Linked DNA regions of Homo sapiens: region 2 is linked to region 1. Evidence: chromatin contacts called from ENCODE Hi-C or POLR2A ChIA-PET data. All regions are on one chromosome and are shown on one strand. The core of a region is the stretch at or near the end of the contact, and the rest is flanking DNA. Distances in the headings are between cores, read along the strand shown.

Region 1 (5,186 bases), core at 933-3,432:
GACAGAAAGGCAAATTGAATGGGGATAAAGAGCCTGCCCTGAACTCTTCTCATAGGGAAGAGGAGAGCACTTCCCCACTGGAGCTTTTACAGCAGGAGCCCAGCCTGCGGAAGGGAGCCACTAGCCAGGAGGGAAGTCTTGGAAGGCCACCGTGAGGAGTTTCCCTCCTCGGGCTGAATGGCCTCGCTGAATTCTGTACTCTGAGCTGCCAAGGAGGGCTGGGATCTGGCTCCCCAGCTCAGGCCGGTGTAAGTGTTGCAGGGGGCAGGATGCTGATGGCCGAGTCCTGTGGGTAGGAGCCCTGCCACCCCTTTGCTCTCACTGGAGCCTTAACAGCCCCAGCTGAGCGTGGCATGCTTCTTTACACAGTCTCCAGGGGCTGGGCCCCTGGCTAACAGGGTTTAGGGTCTAATCCTCACAGTGCCCCACTGAAGGAGGTGCTGCTGCCCATTTTACAGGACAGAACACCAAGGCCCAGAATTGAGCTATCATGCCCAGCCACAGCGTATGCTATCACTGTTCTACCCACCCACCGGGCCCTCTTCCTGAAGTCTCAGGGGCAGCGTCTAGGACCAGGAGACCGTGTCCTCTGAGATCTGGGCATGCCTGCCCTGTGGAGGCTCAGGAGGCCTGGAGCGCAGGTTTAGAAGCAGCCAGATCTGAGTCTGAAACCCAGTGCAGCCTCTTGGTCACTGTGTGACCTTCGGTGCATCATTTCTCTGTGCCACAAAATAATCACCCACACTGCAAGAGTGAGCAGGGAACATGAGAGCACACGGAAAATGCCTAGGCTGGTGCCAGGCACAGAGCGGGCACCGAGGCATCACTCCCCTCTCTTTTTGGCCTTTCTAAAATAGGCAGAAGTGGGAGGGGCTTGGAATCTTGGAATTTAGGCGAGGGGTGGGGAGGTTTCTGGAACTGAATCAAGAGAGTTAGGTTGTCAGATGGGAAACAACGGTGGTCAAATTTAGGCTGGGTGGATGGGAAAGCAAGTTAAGGGAACACAAATTCCCCCAAGGCCAGAATCGAAGGTTATAAGACAGCGCGTGCCTAGAGGCTGGGCTCCCTGTGGGCTCGCCCAGGGCAGCAGGCCTGCCCGTTTGGGGCCCTCTCCTCACTGACACAGCAGGACTCCCAAGACAGATGCTGCATGTGACCCAGGCCAGGTGCCCAGAGCTGCTAACAAGGCAGGGCCCCCTGCCTTCCACTCTGTAGAGCTGCAAAGCAGCTGCCTCCCCACTTCCCCAGGGCTGAATTCCTAATAGGTAAGGGAAACTTAACCAGGCACAGGCCAGTGTGCACCTCAGGGGACCCCTGAAAGGATGTTTGTGCATATATATATATATATAGATGTAGATATTTATATTATATATATAATATAAATAGATATTTATATTTATATTTGTATTATATTATAAATATAAAATAAATATATATATTATGTGCATATATATAAATATATAGATATATAGATATATATTTATGCAGTTCGGGGAAAGACTAGTCCAAAGCTTTCATCTGATTTTCAGAAGGCTCCGGGACCCTAATCAGGTTGGGAAGCATGACCGCTTTAAGGCCAGATCCTCACTAAGTAGGAAGAGAAAGAGGGCCAAGGGGATGCCGCTGGGGAATTGTGTTTTTTAATAAGGAACTCTGGAAGACCAGCGTCCTTTTCAGAATCAAAGGAATACACCCTAGAGGGAGCATTCTAGGCCTGGCATGAACAGAAACATCTGGGGGCAGAATCGGCCTGCGGTTTCTCCAGTCACATGGACCCCACCCCTCCTGTCAGGACCCATGTAGTAGGTGCCCTCAAGGAGAATTAATTTATTTTCCAGAGCACCTTGTCCTCACTGGGCGCTCCCCCTGGGGTTAGGGTTGGGGGCACCACCTAGGGAAGCCTGCCTTCCTGCCGGGAGATGAAGGGGCAGGAGTCTAATCAGACCCAGAAGTAGATCTATGGGGATGAAGGAGGGGTGGGTGGGAGTTCTTGATGATAAATTGAGGCCAGACAGCTGTTGACCTGTGCTCTTGGGCCACCCACCCCCAGGCTGGGTATGAACAACGTGGCCCCCACCACCCTGGAGGGAGCCCAGAGCCCAATAGGCAGGCCTTTGGTGTGGCCCTGCAGGCCCACAGCGACACCATGTGGCGGCGAGAAGAAACTGCAGCAGAGTCGGCACAGGACCCCAGCTTCCATCCTCACGTTGTGTGGACATGGTCCAGCTTCCTGCCGCGGACCATGAGCAATCCAAGGGTAGGGGAGCCTCAAGAGGGAGACACTGAGCCTTTACGTAATGAGGCAGGGAGGGGTTCAAGCAATTAATTGAGAAAGGATGTGACAGGACTGGCACCTGGTCACTTTGTGGCCGTGAGCACCAGCTCCGCCTATCCCCTCTGCAGGGCAGAAGGGACAGTGCTGCGGGAGGCGGAGGTGCTGTGGCTCTGGGAAGGCTGAAAAGGGACGGCTGCAAAGGAGAAGAGCTTCGAGTCCTTTCCATCAGGAGAAAAACCCGGTCAGCTGTGGAGGAGCACTGCACAGGAGTCAGAAAGTGGAGTCTGGGCGTGACCTTGCACCTGACCAGCCTGGGGCTCTAGGTCCGCCACATCTGGACTAATCTCCTGTGTCCTGAGCTCCCAGGACCCCAGAGGCAAGCATGGAGGGGCCACGCTGGCAGGTAAAGTTGGTAAGCTTGCGGGGGTGTGTGTGGCAGGGGTAGGGGAGGGAAGGTGGGAAGGAGAAAAAGGAAAAGAAGGGAGAGGAGTAGGGGAGAAGGGACAAAATTTATTTCCAAGCACAGCCTTACAGGGCAGGTCTTATTTATTTTCCCCATTTTACAGTCAAGAAAATTGAGGCTCCCCAGCAGTGAGCAACTTGGATCCCGGGGCTGACTGGCACCCAGCTAAAAGACATTTCCCCAGGTCCCTTGCAGTTAGATGTTGCCATGTGACTGAGTTCTAGCCGAGGGAATGTGGGCAGAGTGGGATCCTTCCCAGGCCCGCCCCTTATGAACCTCTGCTGTGTGGTCCTCCGAGTTCTTTCCTCTCCGCCAGTCAGCCTGGAAACTATGTGATGCCACGGTTGTGAGGTGTGGGGTGCTGGGGTCACCGTGTAGAGGAGAGCTGCCTGCTAATCAGGAATACCTGTTTCCTGTTCTGGACGTTTTTTGTTTGTTTGTTTGTTTGTTTGTTTGTTTGTGACAGAGTCTCACTCTGTCGCCCAGGCTGGGGTGCAGTGGCACGAGCTCAGCTAACTGCAACCTCAGCCTCCCAGGTTCAAGTGATTCTCGTGCCTCGGCCTCCTGAGTAGCTGGGATTACAGGTGTGCACCACCACGCCTAGCTAATTTTTGTACTTTTAGAAGAGATGGGGTTTCACCATGTTGGCCAGGCTGGTCTCGAACTCCCGACCTCAGGAGATCCGCCCACCTCGGCCTCCCAAAGTACTGGGATTACAGGTGTGAGCCACCGCACCCAGCCTGTTTTGGACTTTCTGTGGACAAATTTGCATGAAGGCTTTGAGATGTGGGGCATTGTCTGTTACAGCAGCTAGCATTACCAAGCCAGGAATTGGAGGAGCGGGTTTCAAGCCTGTCTACCTCATTTCCCCCAGTTCCCATAGTGTAGGGTGTTGAGTGAGGCTTCGAGGGAGCAGCATGTTCCCCAAATATGTGTGTGTGTGCACACATGTGCGTATGTACAGCAGAATTATGGTGAGAAGAATCTCCACTCCCTTCCCACAGTCTCTGAACCGTGGTCATCTTTGCCTTGCCTGACTTTGAAAGGCTGGTGGGTTTTAGTGTTAAATCACCTATTCTTGTTCAGGCTTCATCTGGCAGCTTTGCTGTCCTGCATGGACCAGGAAAGAGGGGCAGCTGCACAGCTTTTCTCAGTCCCTGTTATTATTACTCTTTACTGGATCAAGGGAAAAGTCCTGTGATCTGCAGGGGGTTTATGATGAATAAATGAGCCCGTATGTACATATAAAAATGTCCAGTGCATGGTCGACTTCTAATCAATGTGAGTCAACTAGGAAAATTCTTAAATCCGCAGCTGTCTTCTGGTAAGACAACCCCTCGCCCCAGGAGGCCAGGGGCTCCCAGGGAGCCAATTTCTCAGCAGGGCCTGACAGTGGAAGGAAGTATTTTGGAAGGCCAGGCCATTAGGGAGCCTGCCACTACCAGGAGGGGTTCCAGACATGGGGACTGGAACAAGGCCCCTGGTTGCTAAGGGGGCAGAAACATGGAAGGAAGGAAGAGAGCTCCTAGCTGAAGGGCCTGGGGAAGACAGAAGCAGGCCCAGCCTCCCTTATCGCCTTCCCCAGTGCACTGCCTCCTGCCCCCTTGCTTGACACCCTCAGAATTTGAGTCCACCCCACATTCCCAAGCAAGGCTTCTAATCCTTTGCAGTGATCTCCCCCATCATTGTACCCATACTTGTCCTCAGAGAAGGTTCCTTGGCCTCCTGCCTCTAAGCTGAGGCCCCACCCAGAGGGACACCCCTCAGCCTGTCCGCCAGGCCCCATGGGCCGAGTGGTTACCATTTCTGCTGGTGAGCATCCGGAGGAATCTCGGGCATTCCACCTCCACCATCCGGCCCGGCACAGAAGAGGGCCAGCAGCTTATGTTGTCCCACATCCCCTCACAACCTGCCAAGAAAAGCAGCATCAGACAAGGATGGGGGATGGACCGAGGGCTGCCCTACCATCCTGTCCACATCACCGACACCCTTGCCTGCCTGGAATTCCCACTAGACTACTTTCAAAGCTCTCATTAGGTGCTGACTCCTCAGGATCAGGAACCTATCCTGTCTAATGCACCCTTGGACTCTGCCATGTACACGGTAGTGCTCAGTGTTGAAGATAGAAGGAAGTAAGAAAGGGAGGGAGGAAGGGAAGAAGGAAAGAAGGAAGGCGCCCTCTCCTATAAGCTTTGCAAGTAAAGGTCTGGATTTCTCTGGAGCAGATGGCACATCTGTTGGCCAATCAGTTTGCATTAAACAACTAAGCAGCAATGGGTCTCCCTTCTAGCTTCATGGTACGACTACCTGGGGAGCTTTAGAAATAGACCTAGCCGGCGTGGCACACAGGGATCCTGCATGAATTGGTTTGGGTGGGCCCAGGCATCATGTCCTTTGAAAGCCTTACAGGTAATTCTAACGTTTGACTGCAGGGTTGAGAACTCTTGT
Region 2 (4,901 bases), core at 347-2,846, 220 kb before region 1:
GTTCTGATTGGCTGCCCCGGGGCAGATATGTGAAAGCCCCAGGAGCCCCGGTCATTGGCACCAGGCTGAGTGGGTCCTGATCCCAGCTCTGCATCTGTTAGCTACATGTGACCTTGGGAAAGTGATTTGATCTTTGTGCCTCATTTCCTCCATCTCTAAAATGGGCTAATAGTGATCTCTACTTTGTGGGGTGGTTTTGAGGATTCGATGAGTTAATGCCTGAGAAACGCTTATCACAGAGCCAGGTAGCGTCAGGTGCAGTGTGAGCGCCCGCCGTCTTGTCTTTCTTGTGTCCTTCATCATTGCCCTCCCGGGGCACCAGCCTTTGCCACAGTGTTCATGGTTTTCCTTCCATCCATGTCAGGTCTTGGCCAACAAGAGCCACCTCTGGGTGGAGGAGGAGGTCTGGCGGATGGAGATCTACCTCTCCCTGGGAGTGCTGGCCCTCGGCACGTTGTCCCTGCTGGCCGTGACCTCACTGCCGTCCATTGCAAACTCGCTCAACTGGAGGGAGTTCAGCTTCGTTCAGGTAAAGTAGTCTCTAGTCTGCCAGCCAGCTTCAGCGTGGCCCTGGCCCACCTCTCATGAGTAAGTGCTCTGCCTTTGAGAACTGCCTGGGCTCTGATCATCTGCACAGCAGGACCACTCGGTGAGATGCCAGGCCTTCCTGACCCAGAGGGCCCATCCAAGCCTCTTGATAGGGGCTGCCTGCTACAAGCTTAACCTCCCAACACATGAGGAAGCCAGACACAGGCATGTGAAAAAATTACAGACCAGGACACTGAGCCCTGGGTCCACCATTCTCAAGCTTCTAGAATTCTTGAGCTTTCCAAACAAAATTGAATGACATGAAGTCATTGGACATTTTGCTGGTCTAGGTAGGAGTCATCATCTACCTAGACATCCATCTAGGTAGGAGTCTAGGGAGTGAGCGAGCCTAGCCCACCACCCTCCACCCCTCATCTCAACCTGGCTCTGTTGTTCCCCTTAACCCCTTGATTCATGCAGCGTGGATGAGACACAAGCATTAGGACCCCAGTTTATAGGGGATGCGACACAGCTTTTTCCCAAGGATGCCATTCCTATGAAAAAATCCAGAAAAAGGAGGTCTGTCATCAGATGAATTTGAGAAAAGATTTACTTCCCCCTAAGAGATCACAATGCACTTTGGCACATCAAAGATTCGAATAACATCTACAACAAACAAACCTTTGTTAATCAGACTTATTGGAGTGTTAGCACCCTCCCCCTCCTTTTTTCCAAATAACAGCTATCAGCACTCCACAAGCTGGGCGCTGTGGCATGTGGCTGGGATCCCAGCTACTAACAGAGGCTGAGGTGGGAGAATCACTTGAGCTTGAGCGATTCTTCCAGGAGTTAGAAGTTCAAGTGTCCAGCCTGGACATCATAGCAAGACCTTGCCTCTTAAAAAAAAAAAAATACTCCACAGAACATACTCTGGGAAATGCTGCTAGTGGCAAAAGTTTCTTTTTGCATTTGTTCATTCAACAAACATTTATTGAGCACTTACTGCAGGCCAGGCATCCTGCTAGGCCTGTGATGCAATAGAGAACAAGACAGGCAGAGCCATCTTTCCATGATAAAGGAAACGGAGGCAGGGACATTGTTTACATTTCTTTGGCATCTCCCACTGTTCTCCACACAGAATCTGCGGTCAGTGTTGGCGGATTAACTCCTCCCCTCCCATGAGTGGGAGCTGACTAATGCTGTATCCTGCCATTGTAACAGGGCAGAGAACAGCCATCCTATCCACCCCCACTATCAACAGAAATCTGTGCAGGGAGGACGTGGTACAGGACTCAGGGACAGTGACAGCGTAATGCTCTTACGTAATCCAAATTAATTGCTCCTGACCAGGGATGCTTCACATCCATTGGAACAACACAGAGTTGTAGCCGTGTGTTTTTTAAAGTGTGTCTGCCTCTGAATCTCCCTGGCTCTGCTCATCTCAGAAGGTCCCTGGAGGAGGGCTCATGGCTGACACATGTTAGCATACGAGAAGGGGAAGAATTTTATTTATCTGCCACTAATCCCCATGTGTCTCATACCCAAATCTAGGATTTTCCTCTTCCCACCTGGAGTATCCGGCGTGCATGGTTTATCCACAATTAAAGCAGACTGCAGGCTGCTCCCCTCACCAGAAAGCCGCTCCCTTAAGCAGCCATAGATTACATGCCCTGGCTCTGCCTGCCAGAGAAAGCCGGTGGATTTGATTTTGTTAGCAAGAGCTGACTGAGACCCTAGCAGCTGCATTCTACTTTACATATTAAAGAGTGGAAATACAAATAGGACAGTCCTTTTGCCACTGCAAGAGCAGGGGGGGTTAGGTGGGTAGAAAGGCAGGATTTTACTTGTGGAAATCAGTGCCTGCCTTCCATCCACAAAAACCAGATGTCAATATGGAGGAGGCACATGTCAGCGGCGCCTGGGAAGCCTGAGTTCCAGCTTTCCCTCCCCACAACCCTGCTCTGTAACTGTGGGCAGAGCATGTCTGCTCCAAGAGCCTCAGTTTACACCCCTGAAAAATGGAGTTAATGCCTTACAGGGATTTTATGAGCCACAGTAAGAGATTATGTGTGAAAGAAAAATAAAAAGCATTTTGCTATTATTCTTAGGGTATCTGGCCACATTTCCATTATCTCTGACTAAGGTACCAACCACCGATTTCTGAGTTCAGTAGGAGACAGTGAGACAGAGGCCAAGGAACCCCAACCCTGGGCCTAAAAGTGGTCCAGTCAGTGTTTGCAAACTGGCGGACACTCACTAGTGGGTCATGCAATTGATTCCATGGATCACAAGCAGCATTTTAAAAATGAAATAAAATAGAATGACAAAGAAAACAGTGGAGTGTTTTGCATGGTGTCGGGATACTTTTTCAGTTATATGGAATTGCTAGTTTTATTTGCAAATGTAGCATACCTCGTTGTCTACCGGACAGCAGAGTAAAACATGGTTCTTACTGTGAGTCCCTGTCAAATAGGCTGAAGCCAGAGCCCTCTTGGAGAAACAGAGATAACCCAGGCCTGCCTCCCATCCGTGGACTCAGATGCTGAGGGATGGCTCTGGCAATCTATTTTTGCAGCTCCCTAAGTGACTGATAGGTGCGCATGCCGCAGTGTGTGGCAACTTCCAGTGCAGGAAACACAGGCAGTGGAACCCGAAGACCTGAATCTCAGTCCCAAGACCCCCACTTACCTGCCCCGCATCATCAGACAAGTTTCCTAGGCCCTCGGAGCTTCTGCTGCTCACTTGTGCCTGTGTCCACCCCATATGGTCATCAAGAGGATTTGAGCTGGACACGTTAAATGCAGGATGCGTGCAGCCAACAGTGGCATGCTGGCTTTTGAGGTAAGCTGCAACCTTCTCCTTTAAAGTTAGCGTGGCTAGTGAGAAGTTACCTGAGCCCCATCACCCTCCCCTACACACATGTCCACAGCAGACACCAGGCTATGGGGACAGCCATGGTTCTTGAGGGGCCTTGGCTGACCCCTAGATCTGTAATGCTTTTGTTACCGGAAAAGGGTCCCGATCCAGACCCCAAGAGAGGGTTATTGGACCTCACGCGAGAAAGAATTCAGGACCTGTCCATAGAGTAAAGTGAAAGCAAGTTTATTAAGAAAGCAAAGGAATAAAAGAATGGCTACTCCATAGTCAGAGCAGCGGCATGGCTGCTCAGCTGCTTATACTTATTGTTACTTCTTGATTATATGCTGAACGAGGGGTGGATTATTCATGAGTTTTCCAGGAAAGGGATGGCAATTCCCAGAACTAAGGGTTCCTTACCTTTTTAGACCATATAGGGTAACTTCCTGACATTGCCATGGCATTTGTAAACTGACATGGCGCTAGTGGGAGTGTTTTTTAACATGCGAATGCATTATAATTAGTGTATAATGAGCAACGAGGTCACTCTCGTTGCCATGTTGGTTTTGGTGCTTTTGGCTGGCTTCTTTACTGCAAGCTGTTTTATCAGCAAGGTATTTATGACCTGTATCCTGAGCCGACCTCCTATGTCATCCCGTGACTAGCAACGTTTAACCTCCTGGGAATGCAGCCCAGTAGGTCTCAGCCTCATTTTACCCAGCCCCCCATTCAGGTGAAGTCTCTCTGGTTTGAACACCTCAGACACTTCGTTTAGCTAAAAACCATTGAAACAGTGTATTGATTCCACAAAGAGGTGACTTGTGCTTGCATTTATCCTTTTGTTCCCAAATCTGTTTTCAAAGTTTTACATGTTGTTTTGTGTTCCTTTGGGTATTTTTTTTTTTTTTTTTTTTTTTTTTTTGAGACGGAGTCTCACTCCGTCACCCAGGCTGGAGTGCAGTGGCACAATCTCGGCTCACTGCAACCTCTGCCTCCCGGGTTCATGCCATTCTCCTGCCTCAGCCTCCCAAGTAGCTGGGACTACAGGCGCCCGGCACCACACCTGGCTAATTTTTTTTTTTTTTTTTTTTTGTATTTTTAGTAGAGATGGGGTTTCACCGTGTTAGGCAGGATGGTCTCAATCTCCTGACCTCATGATCCGCCTGCCTCGGCCTTCCAAAGTGCTGGGATTATAGGCGTGAGCCACCGCACCCAGCCTTCCTTTGGTATTTTTTTGTTATTGTTTTGGTTTGGTTTGGGTTGTGCTAAGTGTTTCAATTCAGCCAGTTTTAACTGGCTGTTAGATATTAGACTGCAAAATACTCCAGTCAGAGCAGCTCACCTGCGCAGAAAAATGAGGGTTCAGCTTTTAGAACCTAAGTTCTTTCCCAGAGTTAGAGGAACTGCCTGTGACCTTGCCCACTCCAGCCACCTGCCTGAAATAATGACAAGACCAGCCTGACCCCAGCTTCATGAGCAATTGTCCAAAGCCCCTTTGTGCCGTAGTAATTGAGCAC

The links. A loop is a pair of places that touch in the nucleus more often than their neighbours do. ChIA-PET counts read pairs that join two places held with the same protein, here RNA polymerase II (POLR2A). Pooled maps may share reads with other maps.
Region 2: a pooled map shows a loop between it and region 1 (2.6-fold over the local background). The contact joins the enhancer-like site here to the promoter of SCTR-AS1 in region 1. A Hi-C loop is called at or near these places in 2 of 37 single-sample maps with no recorded cell type and 4 of 50 pooled maps. POLR2A ChIA-PET finds 5 or more read pairs at or near these places in 1 of 52 experiments (Caco-2).

The regions. Positions count from the first base shown.
Region 1 is chr2:119,474,272-119,479,457 of GRCh38, forward strand. SCTR-AS1 (SCTR antisense RNA 1) reads left to right here and starts at 2,183. Exons shown (of 2, transcript NR_147847.1): 1 at 2,183-2,687. SCTR (secretin receptor) reads right to left here. Exons shown (of 13, transcript NM_002980.3): 3 at 4,540-4,647. RefSeq lists an enhancer at 500-1,050.
Region 2 is chr2:119,254,320-119,259,220 of GRCh38, forward strand. STEAP3 (STEAP3 metalloreductase) reads left to right here. Exons shown (of 6, transcript NM_182915.3): 5 at 365-529. Among named protein-coding and RNA genes, the nearest start is that of STEAP3-AS1, 7.7 kb to the left of the region's middle. RefSeq lists enhancers at 92-1,035, 1,361-2,227. Within about 2 kb of position 1,597, at least 3 of the 41 ENCODE cell types and tissues checked have a DNase peak (open chromatin) inside an H3K27ac peak, as active enhancers do.